Linked DNA regions of Homo sapiens: region 2 is linked to region 1. The links are chromatin loops, found by intact Hi-C in ENCODE. Cell type or tissue: PC-3. All regions are shown on one strand.

Region 1 (4,000 bases):
TACCTATGTGCTGTGGGACATCAAGGATGCAGGTTAAACCTTTTACAACATATTTATGTAACAAAAATATGTTTAAGCCTAAGTGGTTGTACATTTATTTTCTGTTATATTTGGTACAGCAGATTTCCAGTGTAATAAAAAAAGATTTGACATGTCTTTGGAGGTGATTTTGCTGTAGCTTTAGGAGTTTTTGTGAAATTCTAAAATTGTACAGTTATATGATTTTGAACATAAAAGAAGGAAACTTGTTTCATTTTACTAGTAACCTCTGAGTGTTACAGAGTGTTGTAAATTACATGTGCATCAGTGTAATAAATTACAGTGTTTTTGAAGGAACTTTCTAAGAAGTAAAATTTTTTGGTTGTGATTTATGCTTCATTTTAACTGTTACATTGCTTACTAGGGAAAGGATTTCTTTGGTGAAAAAGCATATTGGAAAGAGAAGTTGAACTTTAGATGTCTTGTGACATCACAGAAGATAGGTATGACATGGCATAATTTGGCATACGTGGTTTTGGCAGCAAAAATTTAATCAGATCTCACAGAGGCAACTTCTTGCTTAAAATCCATTTTGCACTAGAGTTTTTTTCAGTGTTCTAGAATATTTTCGTGTATTCATCCTGTAATTACTTCTAGGCAAAACTGTAACTCAGATGCGATAGTAAAAGCAGCATTAAGATCAGGCAATTTTATATATTTTACTTCAATAATTGAAACAATTCTTAGAAGTTTGAAGTTATAGGTTCCAAAGAAAGGTCATAAAAACTAGATTACATTTCTTATTGTTTTTTGTTTGTTTGTTTGTTTTTAAATAGACAGGGTCTTACTCTGTCACCCAGGCTGGAGTGCAGTGGTACGGTCATTGCTCACTGCAGCCTCAAACTCTTAGGCTCAAGCGATCCTCCCACCTCAGCCTCCTGAGCCTGTAGGACTACAGGCATGCACTATCACAACTGGCTAATTTTTAATTTTTTTGTTGAAAACAGGGTCTTCCTGTGTTGATCGGGCTGGTTTTGAACTCCCAGGCTCAAGCAATCCTCTTGCCTTGGCCTCCCAAGGTGTTAGGATTACAGGTGTGAGCCACCATGCCCGGCCTTTAGTGTTTTTCTGATCATGGGATAGGACCAATAGTTCAACAATAAATCCTTTTGTGAGAGATTTTATTGTACTTAATGTCAGATGGCAATAGTTAGCCTTCAACAATAAATCATTTCATATATCAAAAAGTGAAGCTATAGGTTATGAGCCAATTTAGGCTCTCTGAGGTCCAAATGAGAGGAAAATGGATGAGCAAACCTTTGGGGTCTAGAGTCATATTATTTTGGGTGAGCAATGTTTGTCATATATTAGCTTCACCAGAAAATTTTGCCTTTGGATATAAATCCATTTCAACCAAGAATTTCTGGATTTGTCCCTGGTCTGCTAAGATGGGAGTTGAATGACTATCTAAGTACTATCTCATATGGTTAAGCTTTGTTTTATCTTCTTTTTAGTGGTTTATCCTTAGATTGCTTGCTCCCTGCCCCCAACACATATTAAGTCTTAGCTGGGAAAGGTACATTTAATTTTAGCTAGTCGGTTAGTTTTTCTGAACATTTGTTCTTTGCAGACTGAGGGAGACAGATGGATTTGAATTCTAAAGTGGAGTCTTTTGATGTAGCAGAAGAAATAACCCGTAAAGCGATAGACGAGGTTTCCAGGGAGTTTTAATTAGTCAGGCACAGCTGTGAGCAGGAATTGACAGGAAGGGCAAGATTCAGTGGCATAAAATAGGTAACCTTTCTTATGTTTCTTAGAGGGACTTAGTGGTCAGCCATAGTTATTGGGAATTTTTATTGAGTAGTCACTGGGTGCATATTCACATTCAGCCAAACAGTTACAAACCACAGGTTTAGAGGCACAGGTTAATGCCTCTGATCTTAAAAAAGGTGAAGGGTCAGAAGTCTCAAACAGAAGTGCTGACCTGGGAGTGCATTTGGAAGTGGTGCCTTATTGTGTCTGTTGCTCCTTCTGTAGCTTGTTTGTCTTGTTTGGGGGAGCATGTATGTTCCCTAGCAGGTGGCATTTTTAATGTATGTGCACTGACAGGTAGCATTTTTAATCTGCTGCTCATTCAGTAAATATTTGTCTAGCATCTATTATGTGCCAAGTTCTCTGGCACTTGTGATACATTGGTGAGCAAAACAGACAAAGCTATAAGCTATACTGACAAGAGTTTAGAGTTAATTCGAAAAAGATTTTTAAAAATAATATTAGTAAATGTTATTGAGTGCTTACCTTGTGCCAGGTATTGTGTTTTGTGCCTCATTTCAGGAGAAACTATTCAAGACACATTGAGGTTTGAATGCAGAAGGTATAAAGATGAATTAATGTAAATCCCCACCCTTGAGCATGCAGTCTATCAGCATCCTTCTGGTACCTAATAATTATATATAAAATTTGTCAAATTCGGCACATGAATAGAATCGTTCCTATGCACAATTCTGAGGATTGATAAATTTTGCAAACAGGGGCTTTCTATATCTTTTATGAGAGATGGTATTGTTGTACTTAATGTCATATGGCAATAGTTAGCCTTACTGCACACACTCTATCAAGGGGTCACTATAGACCAGGCGTTCTCATCCTCAGTACTATTGACATTTTGAGCCAGATCATTCTTTGCTGTGGGGCTGTCCTGTGCATTGTAGGATGTAAGCAGCATCCCTGGTCTCTACCCACTAGATGCCAGTAGCTCGTCTATACTTGCGACAACCAAAAATATCTCTAGACCTTGCCAGATGCCACCTGGAAGACAGTTTCTCCCTCCTACCTCAATGGGAGAGCTCCTGGTCTAGGCTTTAGTCTCCCAGACAAGCAATAGCTCCTTCCAGAGGCAGAGCTGATTGCAGCATCATCCCAAGTGTAGCTTGTGCATCAGCTCACACTGTTTCTAAAAATGTGAAGCACTTGGGCTCATCACACCTTGCATTGGGAATACTTTCATTATACAGTGATAGAGCCACATCTCTAGAGAAACCATTTCGTGCTTATCAGCAGTGGGGATGGTGATCTTAGTCTGCTTTCCAGTACTGGAATAACAACCAATAGGAATTACAATTTTTTATTATTAATTATATCATATACAGATGTTCTTTGACTTATGATGAATTACATCCTGAAAAACCCATCATAAATTGAAAATACTGTAAGTTGAAAGTGAGTTTTCTTTTCTTTTTTTTTTTTTGAGTCTCACTCTGTCACCCAGGCTGGAGTGCAGTGGTGCAATCTTGGCTCACTGCAACCATTGCCTCCCGGGTTCAAACGATTCTCCTGCCTCAGCTTCCCAAGTAGCTGGGATTACAGGTGTGTACCACCATGACTGGCTAATTTTTGTATATTTTGTAGAGGCGGGGTTTCACCATGTTGGCCAGGCTGGTCTCGAACTCCTGACCTTAGGTAATCCACCTGCCTCAGCCTCCCAGAGTGCTGGGATTACAGGCATGAGCCACTGTGCCTGGCTGAAAGTGTGTTTTCAGTTTACATTTTCCACTTATGGTAGGTTTATCTAGATGTAAGCACATCGTAAGTCAGGGACTGTCTGTATTTAAAAGGTCTGAGTGGATGTGTATGTGCATGTTTGTGTATCTCTATCTTTTGAGTAGCCATTTTAAATACACACACAAACATACACACACACACACACCCCTTATTTTCCTGTGATCCTACCATCCAGTTAAGATATAGACCCTTACTAGTACCTTTAAAGCTCCTGGTCAGCTGTACAAGACCAACACTCCCTCTCTTCCACATAGGAAACTGCCCTTCTGAATTTTGTTTTTCTTTTGCTTTTATTATTTTATCATATTATGCATATAGCCCTAAACAATATAGGGCTTATTTTAGTTTTGTGTGTTTTAAGACTTTATTATATAAATGTAGTATGTCATGTGTATTTTTTTGTGACTTGCATTTTCTTGGACCCTGCATGTGTTACATGATTCTTGTGTGTTGATATGTG
Region 2 (4,000 bases), 88 kb after region 1:
ATTTTTCCTATGGAAGTCTTTGAATGCCAAATGAGCTATAAATGTTTCTTCTGCCGATTAGAAAGTCAGCCAGCTGGTTATAAATGAATTAGAGAAATATTGATACATGAAAACTGACCCAAGAAGCAGCAGCCCCCTTTCTGGCCCAAATTTGTATCATTTTCTTTTTATACCATTAAGCAACATCCTAAGAATATATGGCTTATTTTCAATTTGTTGCATTTTTAAAAATTCTTATTTATTCATTGATTTTTTTTGGTGCTTTTATTTTGTTGTTGTGTTAGATATAACCATATTTCCATCTGTATTTGCTCACTTTATTAATTTTGGGGAGGACTTAAGGGGCCAAACTGTTATTAATGAGTTATTTGTTATTAATTAGCATTAAAATAGCTATTTCAAAAATATTGATGTACAATAACTGAGTATAACTATTTAATGTGAGGTCCCCAAGCCAATTAAAGTGTGGTAATATAAAAAGTATACTTCTTTTTATTAAGAATTGTTATTACTCTGTGGCTTCCCTGTAAATACCAATGACTGATTGCATCCAAACTAGTATCAGTTATACCTAAAAAAATCGGGAAATATTAGTTATACTATAATGACACCAATGCCTGGTTATAATTGTATTTTAAACAAATGTTTTTGCAGCCTTTTTATTTGTAGATGTTGTTTTTGTTTTTCTTTTACAGTCTAACAGTATATTTTCTGTTTTGAAGTTGGTGATATATGCGGGGCCTAACACAAACAGTAGGAAGGTTGCTGAATATGGAGGCAACACACTGGGATATGGCAGCCGTAGTGTCTTAGGAACTGGTTGGCCGAAAGACTTGGTGAAGGTATGGTATTCAGTCATAATCGCTTCCTAGAAAAGAAAATGAACTTGCAGTCCTCACAGGTCCAAGTACTAACTGTAATCCCAGAAAAACATTTGCCCTGGGGGCTTTTGTTGAGGTGGAGCCACCTTACCAGGCCTGTCAGCTCACTCCTTCTATTCAGAATGACCCTCCTTTCACTTGTAGGACATCAGACCCCTGTTCACTCCCTTTCACAAGTTACTCCATGCATAGAAGTTGTCACAGCATTTTCTTCCTTGTTGATTAAAAGGGTTGCTAGATCTTCCAGCTTAGTTCTCCTCTACACTCCCTGTTGACAAGTACCCTAGAACCACAAGGCCATTGCAGTGTAAAAGTATTGAGTTAATGTGTTCAGATGAATTTGGGCCTTTGGAGCAAAAACAATTATCCATTCTCAAACTGATGAAATTAGTGCCATGCTTTGTAATTTGGCCCTCAAACTACTTAACTGTGTATCTGCCTGGAATATGAATATAAGACTGAAATGTCTGTTAAAACCCAAAAATGTCTCCAAAGTCTGTTCCCGGGGCCTTTATTTCATATATGTTATGGACTCTCTTTAATTCAGCCATAGATGGCAAGCCATTTGTTAGAAATTATGGCCAGGTGCAGCTGCTCACGCCTATAGTCCCAGCACTTTGGGAGGCTGTGGCGGGCAGATCACCTGAGGTCGGGAGTTTGAGACCAGCCTGGCCAACATGATGAAACCCTGTCTCTACTAAAAATACAAAAATTAGCCGGGCGTGGTGGTGTGTGTCTGTCATGCCAGCTACTCAGGAGGCTGAGACAGGAGAATCGCTTAAACCCAGGAGGTGGAGGTTGCAGTGAGTCAAGATTGCGCCATTGCACTGCAGTCTGGGTGACAGAACGAAACTCCATTACAAAAAAAAAAAGAGAGAAATTATGCTCAAGGCCGAGCAAGGTGGCTCACGCCTGTAATCCCAGCACTTTGGGAGGCTGAGGTGGACAGACTGCTTGAGCCCAAGAATTTGAGACCAGCGTGGGCAACATGGTGAGACCTTGTCTCTACAAAAAAAAAATAAAAAAATTAGCTGGGCATGGTTCTGCACACTTGTAGTTCCAGCTATTCAGGAGGCTGAAGTGGGAGGATTGCTTGAGCCTGGGAGATTGAGACTGCAGTGAGCCATGATTGTGCCACTGCACTCCAGCCCGGGTGACAGAGTAAGACCTTGTCTCAAAAAAAAAAAAAAAAATTATTTTCAAGATTTGATTAACCTTTACCTTGATCTTGCTAATGGGCAACTGTGGCCCATTTCACAGATGCCTCATCCCAAAGGCGACCTCATCAGGAGAGACACTTAAAGGACTGGTTGTCTAAATGAGAGGGAATAGAATTTGAATCAAAAAGCAAATGAGAAAAGGAGTGAAATATTGCTGTGGTCCTTTTTGAAAGTAAACCTCTGAAATTCATTGCTCTTTTGAAATTGTGTATCTTGTTTTTAAAGTGCATTTCCCCCCCTTCCTTAAATTTTAAGGTGGAAGGAGATACAGTCACCTTCTCCTTTGAAATGAGAAGTGGCCGTGAACACAACACTCCTGATAAAGCCATGTGGGGCTTTGCTTGCACAGTTCGCGCTCAGGTACTTGAATCTAACCACTGCCGTGGACAAAATGTACTATCTGCTATGTGCCTTGATTACATACAGCATATTTGCCTTGGAAACAGGGCAGAATATGAGTCACTCTTTCATCTTTCTCTTCTAGTTGGCACTAGTCAACTACTAGCAGTTAGTAGTACTTTTACAGAATAAAACTAGCCATGACCTAAAATCAACTCAGCAGCACAGAAATAAATCTATTGATTGGAGCTCCCTCTTCAAAGTTTGGGGAGGTGACCTGACCCCAGCATCTTTCCACAGGGCAAAGAGGACTCAATAGAACTTAATAGAAATAAGCACTTAGATCCTGGGTTTTAAGAGTAGTTAAGCATCCGGCTGGGCGTGGTGGCTCACACCTGTAATCCCAGCACTTTGGGAGGCTGAGGCAGGTGAATCAGCTGAGGTCAGGAGTTCGAGATCAGCCTGGCCAACTTGGTGAAACCCCGTCTCTACTAAAAATACAAAAATTAGCCAGATGTGGTGGTGGGCACCTGTAGTCCTAGCTATTCGAGAGGCTGAGGGAGGAGAATCGCTTGAACCAGGAGGCAGAGATTGCAGTGAGCTGAGATCATGCCACTGTACTCCAGCCTGGGTGATAGAGTGAGACTCCGTCTCAAAAATTAAAAAACAAACAAACAAACAAAAAACAGAGTACTTAAGCATCCTACTTACCCCTCCAGTTGCCTGATTCCGAAAACGTATTTTAGACTTTGAGGTTTCTTAAGCTTAACCAAGCTAAGACTCTCCAGAGTGGCATTAACTGCTAGAATGTAAGCTCCGTGAGAGCAGGGATCTTCATTTCATTCTCTGATGTATCTCAGGCACCTAGAACAATGGCTGGCACACAGAGGACACCCAGTAAATATTTCTTGAATGAATTCACTGCAGTCATTGACAACATCACAGTTTGAGCACAGGGTGGAAGTGAAAAAACAAAATAGTGATTTATACTTAGGTGGGCACAACAGAGAGGAAGCTATCAAAGAATCAGGCTTCTTTATTTCATTTGTACTATTTATTTGATTTGTACTATTGTATATGGGGTCTGATCAACTATTTTCTCTCCAGAAATGTGTTGAGACTTCACTCTGGTCATTCCAGTGCCACCATCTAGTCATGATTTGGGTGCTGTACCTGTGTCCCCTAGCAGTGATACTCGATGCTGCTCTGTAGAACCCTGTGGTTGGGGACAGTGCAGTGTGGGGCAGCACAGGTAGCAGCCTCTGCCAGTGTACACTGACCAGTGTGGTTTACCCCTGTCTGCATTGTAGGAGTCTTCGGAGGATGTCTCAGGAGGCTTGCCCTTTCTGGTAGACCTGGCTTTAGGTCTGTCTGTGTTAGCTTGTTCCATGTTAAGAATCCTGTACAATGGACCAGAAATTACCAAAGAAGAAGAAGCCTGTCAGGAGCTATTGCGGTCCAAACTTTTACAAAGGTAACAAAAAGGTTGAAATTGAGCTAGTGTTGCCTGCAAAGGAAAAAGGACTTTATGTGGAAAAATCCTTTTGGTACATTTCCCAG

What was found. Hi-C counts contacts between places; a loop is a spot of excess contacts. Peaks named below come from ENCODE experiments on the same cell type or tissue, not always from the same donor. Only the 100,000 strongest peaks of a DNase experiment are listed, where the experiment ranks them.
Region 2: a loop joins it to region 1, with 9 times the contacts of the local background. A loop is called at or near these places in 2 of 110 quality-filtered maps.

Annotation. Positions count from the first base shown.
Region 1 is chr12:112,339,269-112,343,268 of GRCh38, reverse strand. The region is part of intron 1 of HECTD4 (HECT domain E3 ubiquitin protein ligase 4); the gene reads left to right. Among named protein-coding and RNA genes, the nearest start is that of HECTD4, 41 kb to the left of the region's middle. In PC-3, no CTCF peak of the experiment used is centred here; a DNase peak (open chromatin) is centred at 2,058; H3K4me3 peaks cover 790 bases; H3K27ac peaks cover 592 bases.
Region 2 is chr12:112,250,885-112,254,884 of GRCh38, reverse strand. HECTD4 (HECT domain E3 ubiquitin protein ligase 4) reads left to right here. Exons shown (of 76, transcript NM_001388303.1): 22 at 723-842; 23 at 2,357-2,461; 24 at 3,751-3,914. Among named protein-coding and RNA genes, the nearest start is that of MIR6861, 90 kb to the right of the region's middle. In PC-3, no CTCF peak of the experiment used is centred here; no DNase peak of the experiment used is centred here.